2 separate regions of the Homo sapiens genome follow, and region 1 is linked to region 2. Evidence: chromatin loops called from intact Hi-C (ENCODE). Cell type or tissue: Calu3. All regions are shown on one strand. Links, peaks and the distances in the headings refer to the core of each region. The heading gives the core; the rest is flanking DNA. Region 1 has its middle 190 kb from the start of LINC01994. Region 2 has its middle 34 kb from the start of LINC02031.

The links. A loop is a pair of places that touch in the nucleus more often than their neighbours do. Peaks named below come from ENCODE experiments on the same cell type or tissue, not always from the same donor. Only the 100,000 strongest peaks of a DNase experiment are listed, where the experiment ranks them.
Region 1: it touches region 2 in a loop (2.4-fold over the local background); 1 of 110 quality-filtered maps calls a loop at or near these places.

Annotation. Positions count from the first base shown.
Region 1 is chr3:182,286,344-182,298,395 of GRCh38, reverse strand. No RefSeq gene overlaps it. Among named protein-coding and RNA genes, the nearest start is that of LINC01994, 190 kb to the left of the region's middle. In Calu3, for the core only: no CTCF peak of the experiment used is centred there; a DNase peak (open chromatin) is centred at 5,605.
Region 2 is chr3:182,603,604-182,615,655 of GRCh38, reverse strand. It overlaps the pseudogene RPL7L1P8. Among named protein-coding and RNA genes, the nearest start is that of LINC02031, 34 kb to the left of the region's middle. In Calu3, for the core only: no CTCF peak of the experiment used is centred there; a DNase peak (open chromatin) is centred at 5,645.

The sequences.
Region 1 (12,052 bases), core at 2,682-7,681, 320 kb after region 2:
TTTAGAAACACTAAGTAAAATTAAAAAGAGACCATCATTTCTGCTGTAATGCAGAATAAATATTTTCTCTAGAATTTACTTAGGAGCAGTTACAACTCATACATGTTAAAGATAATCTTCAATTTTTAAAAATAGATGTGTCATTTAATAATAATCTGAACCAACGTATCCTCATTAGCCCTTTTTGTGTTCTGCTACGCAAACAAAATACTTGTTTCTTTCTTAGGGTGGCAGAGAGCTTATTTAATAACAACATATATGAATTTTCCTTTCTTAAGTTTCTCCACAAGTGGTAGATAGAGCAAAGGAACATCCTAAACCATACCAACAAAGGCACTCATTAAATGCTTGCTGGCAATTGATCAAGATTAATGTGTGGGTATACTCACTGGACAAAGTGCAGGGAGGGCTTTCACTTATGAAACATAACAAATTACAATGAAATAAATCAGTTCATTACCTTTAACTGGAGCATCCCCAATTGACCACATTATCAGGGTCAAAAACAACGCCAGATGTGAACTTTGGGCAAGTATCATTTTATGTTACACATTTATCAATTACTCCAATAGTAGTATTAATAACAAGAAATAATCACATTTTAAAAAGCACTACTAATAGTGTTGTAAGATCAGAAATCACAAGAAAAGGCAGGAGAATGAGTAATAGACTACACAAACATGAATAGAAAAAGAGAAAGTCCTCTGTTTCTAATGGAAACATGTATGCTGAAAGCTTTCCAAAAGGGAGGCAAAAAGGAAAGAGGAGAAACCAATAGGCATTAAGTAACAATTATGTGCCAAGCTCTGTGCTGTACTTTTAACAAATATTGCCTTGTTTAATCCTCACCAACCACCCTTATGGTAGATGTGAGTGTACTATTTTACATGTGAGTGCACTAAAGTTTCAAGAGGTGAAATTGTCTAAGTTTATAAATGTTGAGCCTGGATTCAAACCCAGATCCGTATGACTTCATATATCAGGGTAGACATTGTCGTTTCCTACCGAAGGCGCCCATTGCCAGTCTTCTTTGTTCACAGAATAAAGTTATTGGGCAGCTTTGTGTTTTAGTGAAGCCTGGGCTTCTTTGCAGCCCCAGGAAGTGGATCTTGAGTAGTCTACTGACCTCTGGCCAGAGATTGGTGGGCAATGACCCAAACCTGTCTAATGAAACTTGAGGGACAGTCTGCTCTGGGGGTTTCTGGGAAGATTCTTCTTGTTCTTAAAAATGGATCCAAAGAAGAGAGATGCGGTTTGGCCTTTGGATACTGTTGTCACCTGCAATCAAGAGGGATATAACTGATCTACTGATATTAACAGAGAGAAAAGATGAAATGCACCTCGATCTACGATGGTGCTATTGAATCGCTGAATTCACTGACCTAAGACTTCCCAGGCTCCAGTGTTTTCATTACACAAAATAATACATTTTCCTTTTTGCTTAGGCTATTTTTAGTTTTGCAGCCCCAAACATCTTCCCAGATACAAATTTCATGTACTTTCGACAAAACTGAGATTCAGTTAAAAATAAAACAAGATACTGTTGCCTAAGAGAGTTTACAGGCAAGCTGAAATTGTCCGAGGCATGTGATGAAACAATTATTTCCAAGAAGACAGCAAAGGCCAGTGGAATAGGAAAGTGATGAGCCTGCTTACAGTGATTGTGCTAGGCCAAAGGCTTAGTACCAACTGTATGTTTCACCTGTAATGATACCTTTCCTCTGAGAAGCTTAAGGGACTCAGAGCAGAGGCAGCCCTTTGTTTCGAGTAGGTTTTGATGAATGTATTCTCTCTGGTCCTTTAGTTCTCCTCACAGAAGGTGGGAGCCTTTTGGAATTAGTCCAACCTTACAGAAAGAAGTAAAAATTGGCCAAGCCGGAAACATGTCTTACCATCCTTTCCTGCCTGCACATTCCATGGTCTGTGTGCATTGCCTAGATCATAGAGTAAATAAAGTTATCATTATTTATAACTGGTTCCTTGAAAGCCAGCCTTTTGGGTCCCTGATAATTGGTGACTGGTGCAAGTTATCGCAATTCTTTTGAGTGAAGTGAGTGCTCCCAGGCACTGCTACTGAGATGCTCCGGGCATGTTCACAGAAAGAAATTAGAAATGTTTCCCAGCATTATAGATTCTTATAATTGTGGACTAAAACAGCATTTCTGGGAAATAAGACTATACATAAATACAAACACACTTACATATAAACAAAGCAAAAAGACCAACTTAAAAACACGAGTGAGTAGAGCATAGAATCAATGGGAAAGAACAGAGACTACACAAGCATTTAGATGTGGGTGCAAATCCTGACTCGCCATCCTACGCTCTGTGACCTTGGGTAAGGATATGGTTTGGCTGTGTCCCCATCCAAATTTCATCTTGAATTCCCACGTGTTGTGGGAGGGACACGGTGGGAGGTAATTGAATCACGCCTGCAAGTCTTTCCCATGCTATTCTCGCGATAGTGAGTAAGTCTCATGACATCTGATGGTTTACGAGATCTGATCTCTCTTTCTCTCGTTTTGCCTGTCTCCCTCCACATAAGATGTGACTTGGTCCTTGCCTTCCGCCATGAATGTGACGCCTCCCAGCCCTGTGGAACTGTAAGTCCATTAGGCCTCTTGCTTTTGTAAATTGCCTAGACTTGTGTATGTCTTTATCAGCAGGGTGAAAATGAACTAATACAGGTAACTTATCTAGAACTTTTCACTTTCAGTTTACTCATCTATTAGTTGGAGGTAACAGCATTGATATCACAGGTATGTTCTGAGGTTTGGTGACATTATTCACTTATTTTCTGAACACTTATATCACACTTACATAATATCAAGTACTGTTCTCACACTTGACATAGATTATCTCAGTTAATTCTCACAACCCTCGGAGACATATATTTTCTTCCTTTTCTCATATTGCAGATATGGAAACTGAGGCCTTGAAAGGACAAACAATTTTTTGAAAGTCACACAGCTAGTAAGAGATGGAAATAGGAGTTGAACACAAGTTTGCTGAGTCTGTTCACTTCAGGCACTGTTTAGGCACTGGAGATACACAGGTGAACATTCTGCCCAGCTCAAGTTCTCTCTTTGCAACTCACCAGTGAAACTCTTCTTTCCTTAGGTTTGCCCCCTGCCCTACTAGCAGGATTTCTGAGTACTGAGATATTCTGTTTATTAACCCACTCACTTGTTCCTGCCAAAAATTTTTCCTTTTGATAATCTGGCCCCAAACTAACGTTGATGGTATTGGGTAAACTTTTGCATCTAAATTCAAGCTCCTCTGATTTTAATGGGATTTCTTCTGCTGGTGAGGTCATCCATTATTTTAAGAGCTAATGTTGAAGCCTCTAATAGAAGAAGCTATTGAGACAAAGGCCTCTGCCAAAATTGAAATTGTCCAATTAGAGGCCATTGGTGTGCTGGAATGGGTGTGCCTTTTTTGCTTTCTGGGTGGCCCACACACCCTCCCTGACACTTCCTAGGCCTGGCTTGTCCCGTTCCTTTCCCTGCTGCTACCTCCATCTCCAGTTACTGCCTGCCAGGGAAAAGTCTGAAGCCATTTGCTGCCACTCCTCGACTACTATCCCACCCTGAAACTTCAGGAACTTCATCCAGCAACCCATGTGGCTGGTCACTTGGGTTGAATGCTCCTGGAAGAAGCCAGAAGTAAGATGATCTGTTCCTCTTACCTCAACATAGAAGCGTAAAACAAGAAAGAGCTCAGTTCTGTATGCTGCATACAGGAGCTTGGTTATTCTTTCCCCGGACACACTATGAACAAGGTGGGACTTAAGCGAGAAGGGTCTATGGAGACCAAGATGAGTTCTGGGTAGTATCTAGACATCCCTTTTAGCTGTTGTGTGGGATCTGGTTTAAGAGGATTGATGCAGGAAATTCCTTGTTTCATGCTTGTCTTATGAGCTGTCCTAGTCAGCTGCATAACCACTCCAGGATGAAGATTCCTAACATTGAAGGCTAATCATGCCTTCATCAGAATTCATATGATTTGCTAGTTCTGCAAAATCCTCTTCTAACTGACCACACATTCACAATGTGTTGTTCCTGGACACTGTCTGCATGCCCTGAGCTGTGTCAAGCATTATTAATATCTATAAGCTATTGCTATTATCCTTACTTGTCTATTAAAATAGAAAGCGAGATCCTTGTGGGCAAGGGCTGGATATTAAACATCTCTGTATCTTCAGTGCCTAGCACACTGTCAGGCACATAATACATGCCCAATAAAATGTTTGTTGAATCAATAAATAAATGAGATGGGCCTGTGAATTCTCTTTGGGAAACGCTAGTTCAGGTCTCACTTCACTTTCTTGTCTTTGGGAGGAAATGCTTAGGCTATAACAATACATAACTGATAAAAATGATGGAAAAGTCAAGTTTACAAAAATTAGTATAGAATTAATTAAAAATACCATGAAACACTTTACTTGGAAATGGGTAAAGAGGCAATTGCCAAATAGATACCAAACATGACATAACAATTTTGTTTGGTTGGTTTTTTGGTGTTTTTGTTTGTTTGTTTTTTTACAAAGGCTGTTGGATCAATATATCTGTGCCATTTGCTGTGGATCTCAAGTTCTGGGCTGTCTGAGTGATCAAGTATATCATAAGTGACACCCTAAATGCTATAAAATTATAAAAGTGAAGAGGGTGAAATTTAAGGCACAGTTAAAGAAACCTCTGCCATTGCCTATAAAGTTTGTGTAAAGATATGCATATAAAGATATGCTTAAACTATGTTCCCAGACTGTATTATTTCCTTATAAATTCTGCTAGGATTTTTTTTTTCTCCTGTGTACTTTTGTTTCTTGGAGTCAGCTGTCAGGTTTATCTTTTTGGTCCTCTGCATGAATTTTTAATCTCTGCTTTCTTTTAGCGTCCAGCTTAGCCTGGCCTCTTCTGTAATCTCTTTTGCAAAAAGATACCTCTGGAGGAGCTAACTATAGGGATGCTCCTCACAGATCAGACAGCAAATGTCCTGGGCATCTTTACACATCTACCTACCTCGAATAAGCTGCCAGACATAAGTAGTTTTCTCAACTTACCGGGTGATAGGTTGGCCTTTACCCAAGAACAATCCTAGAATTTGCTGCAAGAAAATTCAGGGGCTACTTTCAGAAGCTTTGTAGTGGGATGCTACTAGTTGACAACATTTTATCTTGGTTTCATTGAAAGAAAGCAATCACACCCCTAGTTTAGACATGCAATCAAAGTACACTTTCTGATGCCAAGCTGGCAAAAATTTTGGTCTCTGGTATTCGTCTGTGCAAAAGAAAAGGCATCAAGATGAGAATTTCTAATTTTTTCCAATTCTTTTGAAAATAAATAGCTGACAAATTAATTTTTTTCTAAGTGCAAGCAATGGATTGCAGAAATACTTTCTTGAGCTGAACTCACCTTGTCAGTCACTCAACTCTCCAGCAGTTGACAAAAAGGTTTTAAGATAGAAACTGGGCTATTTAGCCTTCATTAATCATTCATAGTGTTCAAACACATCATCCAGTAACTGAAGAGGGGTTAATGGTAACTAAGCTTGAGTCTGTTGTCAAAAGTAGGTTTAACTTTCTATGAACTCACTGGACACAAAGAATGCTGCCTGCTTACTATTCCAAATGTCACCAGCTAGGAGCAAACGGATGACTACTAATGGTAATTAAATACCTCTGAAGCCATTTGTACCAATAACAAAGAGTTACTGTCAGAACTTGAATGAGGTCCATCTGCCCATTTTAAAAGAATGTTAACATTATATAAGTGATAAAATAGACAGCAACAACTAAATAAATAGACAAACAAATAAGTTTGGTGATAACATTTCTTTAGATGAACACTGATTTCTTTGGTCTTTCCTTTGGAAACAAGAGATTAATGAAAATATCCTACCTTAGTTGTTTCAATTCCATTTAGCCCATGAAGTAATTAGAAGGGGGTTTTTAGTAAAAATTCTTCTACCTATATTCCCAAAGCCATGAAAAAAATTGAAATTTCATTTGACTTTTTTTGTTTCCTTCTGTCTTGTGAACTTCTTGGATTTAGTATTTACTATTGGCTTTTTAATTTCATTTGCTTTCATCTCCTTAAGTGAAGTTGCGGGGGGAAAGGGTGGATTTTTCTGCTTTCTGTCTTCAGAGCACCGAATCCCACAATTGCTACTTCTTGTACAGATGGATTGGCAGCCCAGGGTTTTCTTTGGTGGCCTCATCTATTCAGCTGCCCCTAAGGTCCCTGCAAGGGGCAGTCTGACTTCTGTTGGATGTCCACTGTGGTTTCCTCTGCATCTTCATCTCTTTCTACTGTGACAAGACAATATATGAAAAGATATTTCATGAAAGAACCAAATGCTGAAGAATATCTAAATGCTTTTGAAATGCACCTAAAATCCTAGGGAAGCAAGAATAAAAGGGCACAGAGGGTTCTGAGTGGGAGCTACTACATTCATCAAGCCTTTGGAAAGGCAGTTTCTTGTAAAGATATGGACTTCATTAAGTCAGTCAAAGGGTCTTTAACAGCTCTCTTTGCCAGGAGGTAGAACTACTTGTATATCTGATGGCTCAGTTCCAGTGGGAAGAGAAAGTGGCAGGTGAAGAAGAGGAATTGCAAGGTCATTGTAGTGATTGTATGGTAGGGGTAAGTGAATAGTGAAAACTTAGACATTTACCTATGCCCTTATGTAATGCTTAGAGGGGTGTTGGAGAGGAAGCAGCAAAACAACATCTTGGAGACACAGAGCTCAAAGCTAGGAGAGAAAAATGGGTGTATAAAATTTAAGACAGCAGCTCGTATCAGTTAGGATTTTTTATGTTCCAAAAAACAGAAAACTTAAACAGAACAATGGAAGAATGTATTACTAAGTAACAGAGAAGTGTAGAGGTTTTATCTAGTTCAAAAATGCCCCTAAAGACTCTGTCTGTCTCTTTGCTCTGCTTTTTGCTAATGGTGTCAGTTTTATCCCAAGCCTGATTTCCCACATGGTTGCAAGATGGCTGCCAACAGTTACTGAGACTGCATTCTTTCCCATACATGGCCAGGAAAAGAGAGATAGAGTATCTTTCTCCCAACCAAACAAAAGTCCTAGATTTCACTCTGATAGAACCAGTATAGGCCATGCAGGCAATGATTATAGGCTCACACTGGTTAGCAATTCCATGCTTACTTTGAGAATTGGGGGTAAGGGATCAATGACTTCAAAAATGCAAAATGGTGGTGGTAGGGAGAAGAGTGATGGGACTGAGGAAACTGATGCAGCAGGACGGTCTACAGTGTATCCTTGACCCAAGCATTTCAATTTTGCATGCTTCCTGAGAAAGGAGACATTCTATCAAGTAAATCTTTTCCTGTTCCCTTAGTTGAATTACCATGAATAATTTACAGCGTTTCTAAGTGTGTGGTACTAAGTTCTGAACCAAAATGACAAGGGTTGCTTAAATCCAGACTCCTGGGCCCTCCTAAGACCTCATGAATCAGAACCTCTGTAAGTGGCGACTGAGTTTGCCTTTTTAGCAAGCTTCCTTAGTAGTTTTATGCCCATTCAAGTTTGGAACACACTGATTTCATAGAAACTTGACCAAAAGTAAAGGTATCAGGAGAGCGCCTTCTTGCTTTAGGAAGATTTGATAAAGTTTCTTACTGTACCTTTGCAAATTGTCTCCAATAAAATAGCTATGAACAGTTGCCACCCCAGTACCATCTCACATTAGTATGGACATTATTTTCTATTAGTAAGATGTAAAAGTATTTAATTAAAGCTACCTTTGAAATGAGTTATGTAATATACATATATATATATAAAATTTTATTTTATTTTTATTTTTTTGAGATGGAGTCTCACTTTGATACCCAGGATGGAGTGCAGTGGTGTGCTTTCAGTTCACTGCAACCTCCGCCTCCCGGGTTCAAGTGATTCCCTTGCCTCAGCCTCCCTAGTAGCTAGGATTGCAGGTGCCCGCCACCACGCCCAGCTAATTTTTTTGTATTTTTAGTAGAGATGGAGTTTCCCCATATTGGCAAGGCTGGTCTTGAATTCCTGACTTCAGGTGAGCCTCCCAAAGTGCTGGGATTACAGGTGTGAGCCACCATGCCCAGCCTGTAATATATTTCTATGAGGGGAAATAAATCTAGATTTTTGACATCATGCAGGCAAAAAAAAAAATGTGCATCGCGTTTTTCTCTTTTGAAGATACGCTTTTGGAATTATCCATATGCTCTTAAACTACATTTTGACTTCCTTTTGGTTCCAGTGATGGGTATTGTCATATTTATAAACATTTATTGAGAGAAATGGTTTTCTATTCCATTTGGAAAAGAGGCAGATACCTTCTAACTCACTTGGCTTCTTCGTATCAAGTAAAAATGTATTTTCTTCTGCTGAGAAAGATGAAAAGAACTAGGTTTTATCCTCTGGTTGATCAATGATTTACAGGTAAAATTTTCTTCACAAAATTGGCTTATTTTGATTAGTTTTTCCTCGCATACTGAAGTAGAGAAATAACACTATCTTCATTATTATCCTCTTTTATCCTGGTGGTGATGGTGAGTCTTAAAGCATGAGGAACTTCAGTGAGTTGTCCAAGGAGTTGGTGTTTTGGGGATAAGATTTCTACGTGAATTATGTGCACAAATTTTAAACTTGTTTGTTTAAAATATTATTGTCTATTAAGTATGCTAGACTCTTGTGCTAAATGTTGATATGGTCATCAGCCAAACAACGTGGCACGTGTCCTCATAGGGTTCATAGTCCAGTGCTATGCTGTTTAATACAGTAGCCACCAGTCGCATATGGCTATTCATATTTAAATATAAATTAAACAAAGTTAATATTTAGTTACTTGGTTGCATTAGCCACATTTCAAGTCCTTAACAGCCACATGTGGCTAGTGGCTATTGTACTGGACACTGTAGATATGGACCATTTTCATCATCATGAAAGGTTTCATTGAACAGTGCTAGTAGTGGAATCGAACAGAATTAAGTGCAAACCACGTTTCTGCTACTTAATAGTTGTATGGCCTGGGAAAAGTTCCTTCATTTCTCTGAATCTCAATTTCCTGGTTTGTAAAATGGGATCTAATAGCTATATCACTGAGTTACAGTGACGATTACATGAGATAGTGTTGAGAAAGCTTTTAGATGAGTAGCACATAGTAAACACTCAATAATTTTTGATTACCATCATCTTCAGCGTTCAATATTCTGTCTCCCATGGAAGCATTTTACACTTCTCTAATTGCCATTCAGCACACCCTAGAAGGGCAGAAAGAGACAGGTCTTCTGAGGTCCTCTTGTCACTCAGACTTCATTCTGAGGAGTTCTCTAGCAAGGTGCTGTTAGCGCACTTGTGTCTGTTTACCTGAACTGTGACCTACTCAGGTGACACAAATCACTCTTTTAATATATTATACTGCATCTAAGGATGAGAGAATTTTCAGAATCCTTTCTTCTAGTGTTAAATAATAAACCAAGGGACACAAAGATATTGTGGGATTACAAAAAGATGTTGTTAGTAAGTGGGCACAGTTAATTGGGAGAATTTGTTAGCCATTGTTTTAGGCAAAGTTACCTGTTAGTGCAGAGTAACAAACAGTTTTTATCTTCAGGGACCACTCCAATCAATAGTTAGATGCTTCCTATAGAGCTTTTGAGAAATACTCTGAGGCCAATCAGAACATAGCAAAAAAAGAATCCAGTCATCCGTTAGTGATACCAGCTCTAGGCCTGAGAGTTAGGAAGAATTGGCACACATTTTATATATTTGTCAATCTTTCTTAAGGGACAGTTTGATTACAGAAACAAGAAGGTTTCTTGCTTTAGGCTACTATTGCTAATTGTAGTAGTCTTTAGTAGATCAAAGTTTGTCTGTCTGAGGTCTAAAATCACCTCGGGCCTGTTTTACATAGACATTGATCCCACCAGCCGTTGGCTTCATCATCTTTAAATGTGAGGAGACACTGTGTTTTACATTTCACGGTCCATTAGTTAAATCAGATGACAATTTTTGAGATGCATAATTTATACTATTACTTGGCTCCCAGATGAATGAGAAGTGGGAGGAAATAATTAAAGACCTAAAAATCTTCCTAAAGTGCAATTTCATTATGTCATTCCAGACTCAGGAACTCACAGTGGCTCCCTCCTGCTAATAAGCACCTCTTTTTAGCTTTCAAGATCTATAATCCAGCTCACATCCTATGTTTCTAGCCTTATTCTTTACAACTCACCAATAGCAATAGTCAACTCCAGAGTATCCAAAAGCCACACTGTGCTCAGCTTATTTTTCTGTTTAATGTGTGTTGGTTTGACCTTCCCAACCAGGTTATTTGCATGTTTAAAAATTGGGCTACATTTTACATGTCTTCTGACCCTCCCAGTACACTGATTACAATGCTAAGAGGTAAGATCCTTGAGGAAACAGGAGACTTCCCAAAGTTACTGGGCTCAGTAAATATTTGTTTATCTTGTTTCTTGATTGCAGTATTTCAATAAGTGTTTGATTGATTGCATGATTGAAAAGAAAAACCAAAATGATATATTCCTATTATTTTCTGTTAGAAATTCATTGCAGCAGGAATTGTGTCTGATTTGTAAAAAGGAAGTAACGTGATATTGTCTACAACAGGGATTGACTGACACAGAAGTAAAAGTACATCATTCTTCTACTAGCTTCCCTGAGGCAGCTTTCTGGGACAAACCCAGCTCTCTAATTCAAATTTCTGAAAGGTGATGTGTGGTATGTTATATATAGCTAATGAGAACAGGGCAACTCTGGTCAGATATCCCTAAATATATTTTGTAGCTATAAATTGTGGTTAATAAGTGAAAACTTAAAATTCCAAACCCTTAATATGTTAAAAGATTTGATTCATGAACACCCCAATATTGAACAATTGTGTTATCTCAATATGTTATAAAATAGTAAAATAATTATAATAAAATTGGTCCAATTTTTTGGACAATGGTTGTATTAGGGTCATTTTCAACTCAAACATTCATTCATTTGCTCTTGCTCTAACTAAAACCATGAATGCTTTAAAGGGGAAAAATTGAGAAAAGGTGGACATAGGTGAAGTTAAAGTGAATATTGGTTTTATTAGTAAAATGAGTTTACATAGGAATTGTTAAATGTAAAGAAATGAAAACAGCTTTGTTTAGCAACAACTAATAGGCAGGTCTAGAGCGGCAATTTTATATTATTGATGATTTTTATGAAGAAAATTGACTCTAAACACAACATTCAAATCACAGAAGTAGTAAAGTGATTTGAATTCTGAAGATGTGAAAGTATATGATTTGCCTTCTCTCTCTCTACCTCTCTCTTTCTTCCTCTGTCTTTCTCACTCCTGAATTCATCTGATTATATTAGATTTATTTTCTTATTCAAAATAACAGCTCTACAACAAAATTCCAATATGGAGTTAAATCCTGGCACACAAGTATACAAGTGTACAGACCACTTTTTTTGATGAAGAAAAGTTTGGTTTGTTTTGGCCCCTTCCCTAGTAGGCCGATATCTGATTACTAGAATGAGGTTGTATATCAATAATCCTAAGTAGGAGGAATGTAGCTCTGGTCCTATTCAATGACTTGGCATCACCCATCACGCAGGTCTCTTGCTTCCATGCCTTTCTACATGACATGCCTTTTTGCTAGGAAAACTCTTTCATGCCTGTCTCACCCCAGTAACTTGTATTTACCCACTAGGCCTTGAGGTAAACTTGTATTTACCTCCCTGTACTCCTGAACACACACACACACACACACACACACACACACACACACTCCACACACACCTCTTTGGCTAGATCTGGGACCCTTTCCCCTTGTTCTCACAGCAGCACTCCAGGCTTGCCTCTGTCATAGCAGGTAAAGTCTATATACTGTCACTTGTCAGCTTATTTGATTTTCCTCCACACTTGCTCCTTAAGGACAGGGAAGACGTTCCCAAGTTACCCAGCCCAGTGCCTGGCATAAAATAGAAATTCTGTACATATTGATTTAAAGAATAAATAACTCAGAAAAAATTTATTCAAGATGCTTCAGAA
Region 2 (12,052 bases), core at 3,740-8,739:
TGTCTAAGGGTCAATGATATAAAATAACAGAATCAAAAAATAAAGGAATTAGGAGTATATTTCTTTGTATAGGTTTTGCTTAAATGATCCTTTCAAGCATTTACATTCTTTCAGATGTGCTTGACACACAGTGGGTGCTCAGTTGACCAGCTCACAGCTGGCTTAATGGAATATTACAACAAATGAGTTTCCACAACAAGGTAGAGAGTTTTTAATCAGACATCTTTGAATTTATAACTGGAGTTGAACTTGAGCTTATGAACAATTTTTCCAGGTTTACACAAAAACCAGAAAGCTTAAAAAACAGAATGAAATGAATCATTTCCATTTTTGATACACATGAACATTTTTGATGCACAAAAATAAGAAACATGTTTAAATGTCATATGAACTAGCATTTTTAAAGATCACTTCTTGTGTGCCAGGCACTCTGCTCATCAGTTTATATGCATTCTTTCATTTGACTTCTCAATAATTATTATTGTTATTTATAATAAATAACAAAACTGAGTCTTAGAAAAGTTAAGTAAGTTGCTGAGAGACACATAGCTAGTAAATGGCAGAACCAGGATTCAAATGCAGGTTGACTAATTCCAGTGTGTATGTCCTACTGCCTCTTTGTGCAAAGTTACATCCTTCCAGAAGAGAATGCAGTATAGTGTCCCTTGTGCAGTGTTAGAAGTGGGAATTCTAATTCAGCTCAAACCTTCTCAGTGCCCCTGTTTTACAGATGAAGGAATTGAGGCCCAGATAGGTTAAGTGAGTTATTAGCATCACAGAACTCATGAGATCTGAGATTAGACTGTAGGCATCTGGACTCCCAGTCTAGGAGATTCCTGTGAGAAGATGGTGCATTATCACACAGATTTGAATATACATGGATCTAGCCAGTTTCCCTTTAACATAAACCCTATGTATAGTGAAAGACAGAGGTGGCTTAGCCAACCCTAGGATGGTGTTAGTGCTATCTGCTTTCTGATTGCTTCTCTTTTCACTCATTGGCTAATCCAGTGACACTCATTTCAATGTGGCATCTATATGATTTATTTATACTGAACTTTCTGGATCACTGACCAAGTCAACCAAGGGTGCCAAAGTTGACCATTCATGCACCGAAGACTGAGACAGTCCCTCATTTTGACTGACTTTGCTTTCTTATATGGCAAGCAGGGATTTAAGAGCCAGCCCGGGTATCTTTTGAGTGTGTAGTGCCATTTGGAGAGGCCTCGCCTCTACTGGGGGACCACAGGTGTCTAAGATGGTCTCAATGAAAAGTCTCTTAGGGTTAAAGCATTTTCTTAGCTAAGTATGCTGAGATTGTGGAAACAAAATGAAATAAATGAACAACAACAACAGCAGCAGCAAATCATTTGGAATCAGAAAGCTAAAGGACTGGTCTACAAAGGGTAAGACCTTAGGGTGAGTGTTGAGTGTTGCTTCTTTCCCAGTTAAGCAGGTGATGGCCCTGCCTGTACTCCACAAGGGAGACTGACTATAAGCACTTAGCTTTCCAGATGTTGAGGCAGGATTTGAAGTCAGAAATGCCTCTGTCTCTTAGTTCTGAGTGATCATGGAAAAGCGACTTAGTCTGTTTGGACCTCAGTTTCTTCATCTGTAAAATGCTACAAATCTGGGTTGGGAGGGCAGTGGGGTGCTGTGGAGATTAGATTAAATTGGACAATGCATCTGAAAGCTCTTAGTAAAGTCAGCGGTATGTACCCACCTGTTTTATATTAATGATCAATTGACGAATTTAGGAGGTGTACATAAAAATGAAAATATACATTTTGGGAGAGCAAACAAATTCAGTTATTTTTATATTCACATTATCTTTTAAAAACATTAATTTCATGCTAAAAATGACTCTGGGTGAGTGGGAAGTATGTAGGGGCATTTCTTTGGCTGGGGTAGGTGGGAGGCAGGAGGAGAATGAAGTCAGGAGCCAGAATCTTATCTAAGGGAGGTTGTGAATGGCTAACCCAGGTGAAGGCCGTGGGGTGGGAGAAAAGGGAAGAGTAATAAGGGGGTCAATCACTTCACTGTTTGTCTCAGGGCTGTCTTTTTGCAGGTGTCTGAGTTACTTCAGGTGGTCTTTCTCAGTCACTGGGCTTTTAAATTGCCAATATCAAAATTACTGTGGTGATGCAGCAACTTATAAATCTTACAGTTATCAGATGATAGAGGCTGGTATCCTAGTAGCAGGAGCGTTGAGGGGAAATAAGACTGAAATAAATTTTAATGGACCTCTCTATCTTCCAATTGTGTTTCGCACACCTTCGACTTCTGTTTGGAGAGGTGAAGTTAAGTTATATTTTACATTTTCAATTTCAGAGAGGAGCAAACATAATTTTTTTTTTTTTTTTTTTTTTTTGAGACAGAGTCTCGCTCTGTTGCCCAGCCTAGAGTACAGTGGCGCAATCTCGGCTCACTGCAACCTCCGCCTCCCAGGTTCAAGCGATTCTCCTGCCTCAGCCTCCTAAGTTGCTGGGACTACAGGCGTGTGCCACCACGCCCGGCTAATTTTTTGTATTTTTAGTAGAGACGGGGTTTCACTGTGTTAGCCAGGATGGTCTCGATCTCCTGACCTCGTGATCCACCTGCCTTGGCCTCCCAAAGTGCTGGGAATACAGGCGTGAGCCACTGTGCCCCGCCAGCAAACCTAAATTTTTAGGGTGATTTTGTCTTTACATGTAGGGTAACTCCCAACACCAGACAGATGCAAATATCAGGTAATAGAAATCATTACGGCATCTATTCTGTATTTTATACTTTTCTTGACAAAGGATAAATTTGGGGTCTACAAAATCCTATAGCATCCCTAAAATGTTTTCTATGCTCTGTGCATATTTAAACCATCCTAAACAAAAATGAAGTTCTCCTGTCTCTGATAGGAGATTCCCAGTGTCCCTTGAAAACCCTCTTCAATATTTTGCTAGTGTCACCGCTGCATGTTTAGCCCCATTGGTGTTACTTTTTCCCTAATTGAAGATGGAGACTAGCTTATTGCCACACTTCCTGTGGTGACACTTTGTGTCATTGCATCCCCGTCACTTACCATTGTCCCTCAATTAGCATTTGTTGAACGAATGAATGAATGAAAAAGTACATGAATGAATGAATGAGTGAATGATTTTTGCTTCTAATGTACTCCATTGGCATGTCTCCTTTTTAGTCAGAATAATTCTAGTTCTTTCAAGTTTTATAAGGAATCTACCTTCTTTTTGAACACCAAAACCTTTTGGTTGGCTCTTTACTTAATGCTCTCTATGTTTTTCATGTTCCTTTTTGGTTTGAAGTCCAGAATTGGAGACCAGTGAAGTCTATCAGGTAAAAATGCTAAAACTCTTAGTAATTTATAGAATAGAGTAAAAAGCGTCAGTTCTTAGGACTCTGTGGCTATAACTGACTCAGGTCTAGCTTGTAGGCTTTGGGTCTTGAAATGTCTGAGTTGAAAGGGATTGAAGGAATTATTGTTAAGTGGTTTTGTTCTTTTGTTTTTGGTCTTGTCAATTAGTTTGTTTTGATGTAATGATTAATTAATGTGGCTAAGGCAAAAGTCTTTATCTCTTAGAAATACTCAAATATTTACAGATGAAATATTACGATTTCTAGGGTTTGCTTTAAAAGACAGCAGGAAACAAGGGGCAAATTAAAGCAATAGAGATGAGGCCAGATATATTGATAATTACCGAAGCTGGATTACTTATATTACTCTCAGTACTTTTATAAATAGATTTTTTCTTTCTTTCTTTTTTTTTTTTTTTTTTTTGCCGAGTCAAGTGAACATTTATTTTTGTGCCTTTCTTCCTATGTGCATTTCAAGTCTTTTTCAAAACAAGGCCCCAAGAATCTCCAGATTTAATTATGTCCCTGGGCTTGGTCGACCCCTGCAATAGTCTTAGGGAGCCTTGTACAAATGCTAGAGTTACTCATTTAGCAGCATTAAACCTTAGGAAAGAAGATGCAACAAAGCAAGACTCCTTCCTCCATGGAATGTGCTGATTTCAGACGAGGAGGCAGCCAATGTGGAAAACGCTGGAATTTTTCCTCGGAACTGGACTGTGATGAGAGGTGCTTGCCATGAACATAGCTACTGTCTTTTCTTTGACCCTTCCTTTCCAGTTTTTGAAGATAAAGCAGGAAATAATCGTCTCTGAAGATACTTGATAAAAATTCCCAAAAGAACAAAATCACTGGCTTCCACTTCATTGATACAAATTGACTGCAGTTTGGCACCTGGGTCTAGTTCAGCAGGGGGATGAGCTGATTGATGCGTTCACCCCAATAGCCAGATGTGCCCATCTCCTTGAGGATGCCCACTCTATTTTTGGTAGCATGGCAGGCCACCGAGAGGTGGAAAGGGTGCAAGAACCATGAAATCTCCTGGAAATGCTTCCCTGGGAGCGCAATTTCATGAATGAGGTCTTCCAAGCAAATGACACCAAACTTCCCCAGATGCTCCTCAATCGCTGTGTTGTCTGTCAGAAGGATGGTCTTATTCTTGACCTTGGCTTGTCCACATTTCAAAAGAAGTTCCCAGAGAGACTTCAGATTTGGAAATCCCCAGGTCACACAAGGTTCTATTATATGCAGCATTTTTAGGTTCTGAGGGGTGACTTTTACAGAGACACCACTAAAAATTTTCTTTAGGCAAAGTCTTACAATGGTTCTCTGCACCAGTAAACTCATGCCATCAATCCTTTCGATGAGTACAACAAAGGCCAAGGAATGTTTATCTGGCAATTCCAAGTCATGAGGTTTCACTTCTAGTCGTCAAAGACTCACCTTGCCATATTTCTGCTGCCAGGAATCATGTAGGAATAATTGCAGTTGCTTAAACCTGGCCCTTTTCCTTTCCTCTGCTCCTTCTTTGCCAAAAGTGCCTGCTTTGCCTGGGTGGCTTTGAGGGCTTGATAAGCCTTCCTCTTTTTCAGGAGATTTTCTGGAACCAAAGGGATTTTTCTTTGCTCTTGCTCCGCCATCTTTCTAGTGTTGCAGCTACTCTAGATTTTTTCATAATACAAAGTTAAGAAAAATATATTTAGACAAACTTAATCATTCTAGATGAAAAAAACCAAGATCCAAACATCGCAGAGCTAACAAAACGGAGACTGGGACTAGAAGGCAAGTCCTCTGTCTGCCATTGACATGCTGTTTCTGGTAAACCATGTATCAGTTCAGCCTGTTGTGCTCTCCCTATAGACTTTATTTTTGTCATCATCATCCTGGTAATAATAACTTCAACATGCAAAGGCCATGAACAATTCTAGTCAACTTCCAACCTAACTTAGTTTACCATCCCCTGTGATTTTAATAAGCATAAAAATTTCCCGACTCCAGGTAACTATCAAAAGAGAAAACAATGTTGATGTATCTCTTTGTTCTAGCATTCTTTGGAACAAAAATAGAGGATTGTTAGGGAAAAAAACCCAGACAAACATATGTGCAAGGAATTCCAAATAAGGAATAGTCACTAAACATATTTAAACTTTTAAACAAGAAATTGCACACTACAACAGAATCTAAATAATGTCCCAGAAGTAATTACTAATTTAAGTGTGTAATAAAATGATAAAATGCTTTCATAGAGCTCTGGCCTGCGGAGTCTCTGTGATACATCCAGCATCTTGGCAGCCATCCAAGGCCCAGAGTGGCTTTGAGTTTGGAATGTTTATTTCATCAGAAGCCAGGACCATCTCAGGAAGTCACCTGTGCCCAGATCACTCAGGGTTATGTGGTTTTATCCATGTTCCTCTGGAAAAAGAAACAGCGAGCATTTCTTCATTTGAAGGAAAGTAATAGGGTTGGTCTAAAGAAGGGAGGAGAAGGAGAATTATGTGTGTACGGGTGGCTGAGAGTGGGTGTGGGAGGAAATAGTTGGGGAGTTTACTCATTCAGGTAACCCTAAGGTAAATACCGTGAAATGGTTAACAGCAAACTGTCAGAGTAGTGTAGCCGGAATACAAATGTGTTAGTAGGAAGCGTTAAGTCAGGTGATTTACTCAGGTGAGGAGAAGTACTTCAGGGTGAGCCCTAACTAAGAAGTTGTCTTCCTGTTCAGAACCAGGGAGATTATGAGTGAGATGGCTCTATAAACCAGTGAGTGCCATAAGGAGGAATTTCTAAACTAATGTGGAATTCAAATGGCACTCACTTCCTTAAATAGGTTTCAAAACATTTTGGATTAGGTTTAAGACAGCTCCTTTAAATGATTTGTACTTCATAGACAAGCCACAAGTATTCTGCCCATTTTTCTCCAATCAGAATTAATTCTCTCTGCTCATAAGATGCATGTCATCAGCATAAAATTATTCTCCTCCCCATACTTTTTTGATTGTACCCTCCAATTCCCAAGGTGATTTAAAACTTATAAAAAGAGGTTCATAGTAACAATGGATTTCAATTTTAAACAAGCTTCTCAGTGAGAACCAGTTTGACATTAAAGCATACTTCCAAGTGAATTGTGTATTCATTTAAAGTTTAGGAAAAAAATAAAAACAAACCCTGCTTTACTCCCACCCAGCGTGTAACTCTAGGTCACCACCCCTGGAACATTGTGTCTTTGAGCTTTGGACTGGATTTGCTTCTGAGGTTAAGAGAAGTGTGTGGCAGATGTTGGGAGGCAGTTGGGGGTGGGGGTGGGGAGCAGGGATGAAGGGGCTGCCAGATGTTGAGCGGGAGGGTGGAGTGTGAGGATAAAAGCCTGCCAGATGTCTGTAGTGCAGAATGTTAGGCACCTGCTTTCCATGATCTTCAGAGGATGATTTATATCACATAAGTAGGATCTCATAAAGGTCCTCCCCCAATAAATACAGAATTCAGGGCTCCAGTAATGATTTTCTGTATGGTTTCTTGCCTCACAGTATGTCTTTTTAAAAATTCAAGTTGAGGGTTACGTGAATGAAAATACACAATCAACCAATATATTTGTAAATAAAAGGGGGGGGGGCTTTACATTGAAATCCGTTGTTCTAAATTATAAAGACAATCACCTTTTATTTTCTATTTATTTTATCTTTCCAATAAGACATGATTTGCTCTTCTCTCTCCCCATGATGGATTTAATAGATTTATTCATCAAGTTTTCTAAATTTAGACACCAAACTGATGTTTTTCTCCCACTGCTTAATTTTATTCTTAGCAGCACTTACATAAAGCCAGGCAGTGAAAGATATGGCAAAACTACTAACTTGCTGTGATCTGGAATGCACTTATAGAATAAAATAATAATGAAGATTGATATACCAGGGAGACTTCATACCAAGTGTCCCTACTGAAATCTGTGTTATGCTTTTGGTTTTTCCCCACAGTGCTTTTGGCCACATGTTTCCTGTGGTTTTTAGGAGTCTAGGTTTTCCTTGTAATGCCTGGACTAGACTCAGTTCTGAGGGCATAGATGAGCCATATAAAAGAAAATATGTGGATCTTATAATTTGCTTGCATTTTAGGAAACTTTAGTGTTTTCTAGGTCTAGATTTGATTAAAACAGGTTAAATTTCACTCCTTGATCTTATTTGAAAGCCTTTGAAATAATTGTATTTGCACTGTTGGTGGGAGTATAAATTATTTCAGTCATTGTGGAAGACAGTGTGGCAACTCCTCAGAGACCTAAAGACAGAAATATCATTTGATCCAGCAACCCCGTTACTGGGTATATACCCAAAGGAATATAAATCATTCTATTATAAAGATACATGCATGCGTATGTTCATTGCAGCACTATTCACAATAGCACAGACATGGAATCAACCTAAATGCCCCTCAGTGGTAGACTAGATAATGTGGTACATATATACCATGGAATGCTATGCAGCCAGAAACAAACAACATCATGTCCTTTGCAGGGATACAGATGGAGCTGGAGGCCATCATCCTTAGCAAACTAACACAGGAACAGAAAACCAAGTACTGCATGTTCTTACTTATAAGTGGGACTTATAAATGATGAGAATACATGGACACATAGAGGGAAGCAACCCACACTGGGGCCTACTGGAAGGTGAAGGGTGGGAGGAGGGAGGGGATCAGAAAAAATAACTAATGGGTACTAGGTTTAATACCTGGGTGATGAAATAATCTGTACAACAAACACCCATGACACACACTATCACCTATGTAACAAACCTGCACATGTACCCCTGAACTTAAGTTAAAAAAAGAGAAATAATTGTATTTGGTGAATTGGAGGGTGAACTAAGAGATGGAAAGATTGAGAGAGAAGCTATATTTGTCCCAGTGGCCCCTCAATCTTCAGAAAGCTCAGGCTTGTCATTCTTTCTGCACCACAGTTAGCAGTGTTGATCATTGCTCCTCTAGACTGCACTGGCATTCAAGCATTCAGTAAATAGTTATTGAGCACCTAGGAGGTACCACTCTGCTAAGTTCCGGGAATACAGTGCAGAAAGAGGTTTCTCTCCTCTTAAAACTCCAGTGTACTGGGGAAGATAGACATTGAGCAGATAATTGTTGAAATACTTATTCACAAGAGGTAAGTTCTAAAAGAAAAGTGAGTAATGTGTGCTATGAGAAAGATAACAGGGGGGACTTTGATAGATGTCATCAGATAACCATGGAATAGATTGCTTTATGACTTGGCAAATTGCTTCCTCATTTGGAATCATCAGATAGCCACTCGGTTAGGCAAGTCAGCTTTAAAATGTGATGGAAGGCAAGCATTTTGTCAGGTGGTACTTTCTTGTTTTCCAAGAAAATGAGAAATTCTTTTTTTGGCCTGTACTCCAGATTCTTCCAGGGCCAATTCCATAGTTGAAACTCGTTTTTACATTCAGGCTCTGGTTTTTGTTTTTCTAAATAAAAATTTAATTTTAGAATAGTTTTAGATGTATAGAAAAGTTGCGAAGATAGTACAGAGAGTTCCCATATACACCCCACCCAGTTTCCCCTAACATTTTATGTTAAGATGGTACATTTGTCACAATTAATGAACTAATATGGATACACTATTATTAACTGATGTTCATGTTCATGTTTTTATTTATATTTCCTTAGGTTTCACCTAATGTTCCTTTTGCTCCAGAATCCTGTCCAGTTTAGTTTCCTTGACTTTGGCAGTTTCTCAGATTTCTCTGGTTTTTGATGACCTTGATGGTTTTTGAGAAGTACTGATCAGGCATTTCGTAGGATGTCTCACTAGGAGAACCCTCATAATTTCCCCATGATTAGACTGGGGTTACGAGTTTTTGGGAGGGAAACTACAGAGGTAAAGTGCCATTCTCATGACATCATATCAAGGGTACTTACTATCAACATTGCTTATCATTGTTGATGTTGACCTTGATTGCCTGCTGAGGTAGTGTTTGTCAGGTTTCTCTGCTATAAAGTTACTCTTCCCCACCCCTTTTCATACTGTGCTTTTTGAAGGAAGTTACCATGTGCAGTCTGTACTTAAGGAGTTATATTTCACCTCCTTGAGGGTGGAGTATCCACACAAGCTATTTGGCAGTCTCCTGCTTGGGAAACTTGTCTATTCTTCCTCATTTATTTCTTTAGTCAATCATTTATTTATATCAGTATTGACTCACGGATATTTATTTTATACTTTGGGCTATAATCCAACACTATTTAACTTTGTGTCCCAAATTGTTCTATCTTTGGCTAGAAGCTCTTTCAGTTGGCTCTTACGCCCCTTAGACATAAGTGTATCCGTGTGTGTTTGTGTGTGTGTGTGTCTTCTTCAAACTTTTTTTTTTTCAGTACTTCCTTACTTTTTGGGCCTACAAGATGGTCCAGGCTGATCTTGTATTTTTCCTGCTATAGTTCTGGAATCAGCCATTTTTCCAAGGAGCCCTGTTTTTATTTTTATTTTTATTTTATTAGAGAATGGTACTGGGAGCCAGGATCTGTGTAGTTCTCCTGGTTTGTTTTTCACACTATAAATCACTTGTGAAATAGTCCGGACAGGAGTGTGGGGTGGAGAAGGAAGTCTGAGCTTCAGAGTCGGGCCTGATATCTATTTCCCATATTTCCCACTTGCTAACTGCAGAGCCCTGAACAAATAATTTAGCCTCTCAGAATCTCACCTTTCTCATCTATAAAATGGGCATATTATTTACCTCGCATGATTATTGTGAGAATAAGAAAAAGGATTTATAATGGGCCTGACACAGAACATCTATTCAAAAAGTCATTTCTATGGAGCAGGGTAGGTCCATATGGGTGTCCCCACCCCGGAGTTGGCTGAATACCAAGGAAAATAGATGTTTAATTTTTTAAATTACATAAACAAAACCATATTATTCATGAAGGAAATACAAAAGAGGATGTTTTACTTACAATCCTACTGCCCTAACACATGTTCCCTTTTAGTCTCTGTCAGTATGTACTTACTGAAAATATATTTTCATCATGTTGAATATAATAAGAGAAATAACATTTTAACATAATGTATATGGTAATAATAAAATAGCCCCACTTATTAGGTGCTTATCCTGTATTCAACTTTTACATGGATTGTTATAATCTCCATTTTATGGCTGAGAAAACTGAGGTACAAATAGGTTAACTACCTTTCCAGAAGGCACACAGCCAAGGAGAGAGGAAGACAGGATTTGAACTGAGATCTGTCTGATGCCAGAGCTGGAATCTTTAATCATTGTTACATTTTCTCTTTTATGTAGACACCCCCACCCTCCAGTCATATGTTAATACACAGGCATACATGTTAATTTCTTTCTTTTCTTTTCTTTTTCTTTTTTTTTTTTTTTGAGACAGAGTCTTGCTCTGTCACCCAGGCTGGAGTGCAGTGGCCCTATCTTGGCTCACTGCAACCTCTGCCTCCCAGGTTCAAGCAATTATCCTGCCTCAGCCTCCCGAGTAGCTGGGATTACAGTTGCCAGCCACAGTGCCTGGCTAATTTTTGTATTTTTAGTAGAGACAGGGTTTCACCATCTTGGCCAGGGTGGTCTCAAACTCCTGACCTTGTGATCCACCCGCCTCAGTCTCCCAAAGTGCTGAGATTACAGGCGTGAGCCACTGTGCCCGGCCCATATTAATTTCTTTATGTCACATATGCTGTCTACCATGCTAGAGGCATTAGATGATGTTGGTTTTAAAAAGATGAATCGCTTACATCCCCCATCTTTTTTTAAAGGTGTTTAGAATATTATAGGATTAAAGGTGTTTAGGATATTAAAGGTGTATAGGGGATATTACACATAAAGAGGGCTGCAGTGCAGTTCTTCCAGAGCTATACAGATTTTGGAGTTTTGAAAAAAGAATGCTTATATTTGCCCAGTGACACCAGAGAGAGTTTGATGGAAGAGGTGACATTCGAACTGAGACTTGAAGGATGGGCCAGATTTAAATGGGTATGTTTGCGGATAGTAGGGGCATTTCAGCCAAATGAAATAGTAAACATAAAATTGGATAGGCTTGTGATAGACTACATCACTAAACAGCAGATATTCATCTTATTTTCCAAACTGTACAGGGAGGAGCATGCTCCCTTACCTCCAGTGACTTTGGGCTTGGCCCTGTAACTGTCTTGGACCATTGAAATGTGGATGGAAGTAGCAGCATGGTATTTGTGAGTACAGACTTCAAAAGACTCATGATAAGTTTCTGCCAGCCCTCTTGAAGCTTCTTCCCTCTGTCTCGAGAACAGCTCGTCTCAGGCAAATGTTGTGCCTTCAGCCTGAGGTCTGGAATGAAGGCACGTAGCAGCAAACCTGAAAGTGCTCTGGCTTAAGTCCAGCCTTGCGCGGATCAGCACAGCTGAAATCATCCAAATGACAGCAGATGTACAAACCTGTGAGTGAAAATAAATGTTAGTTTTTATGAATTCCTGAGATTTTGGGGGTTGCTTGTTATGCAGAATAATCTCAGCAGAAATCTGATTAATATTAGGCCAAAAAGGATAGGCCAAGTTAGAAGAGAAACTAGTTGTCTAGATTGGCTGAAGAATATACATGCAAGCCTGCACCTGTGTGTGGAGAATTTTAACTTTACACATGAAAATAATGAATAAGATGACTCAGACTTTGTTGGGTTTGGCAGCCAAAATGGCCAAGATTATTTTACAAGCATCTTATAT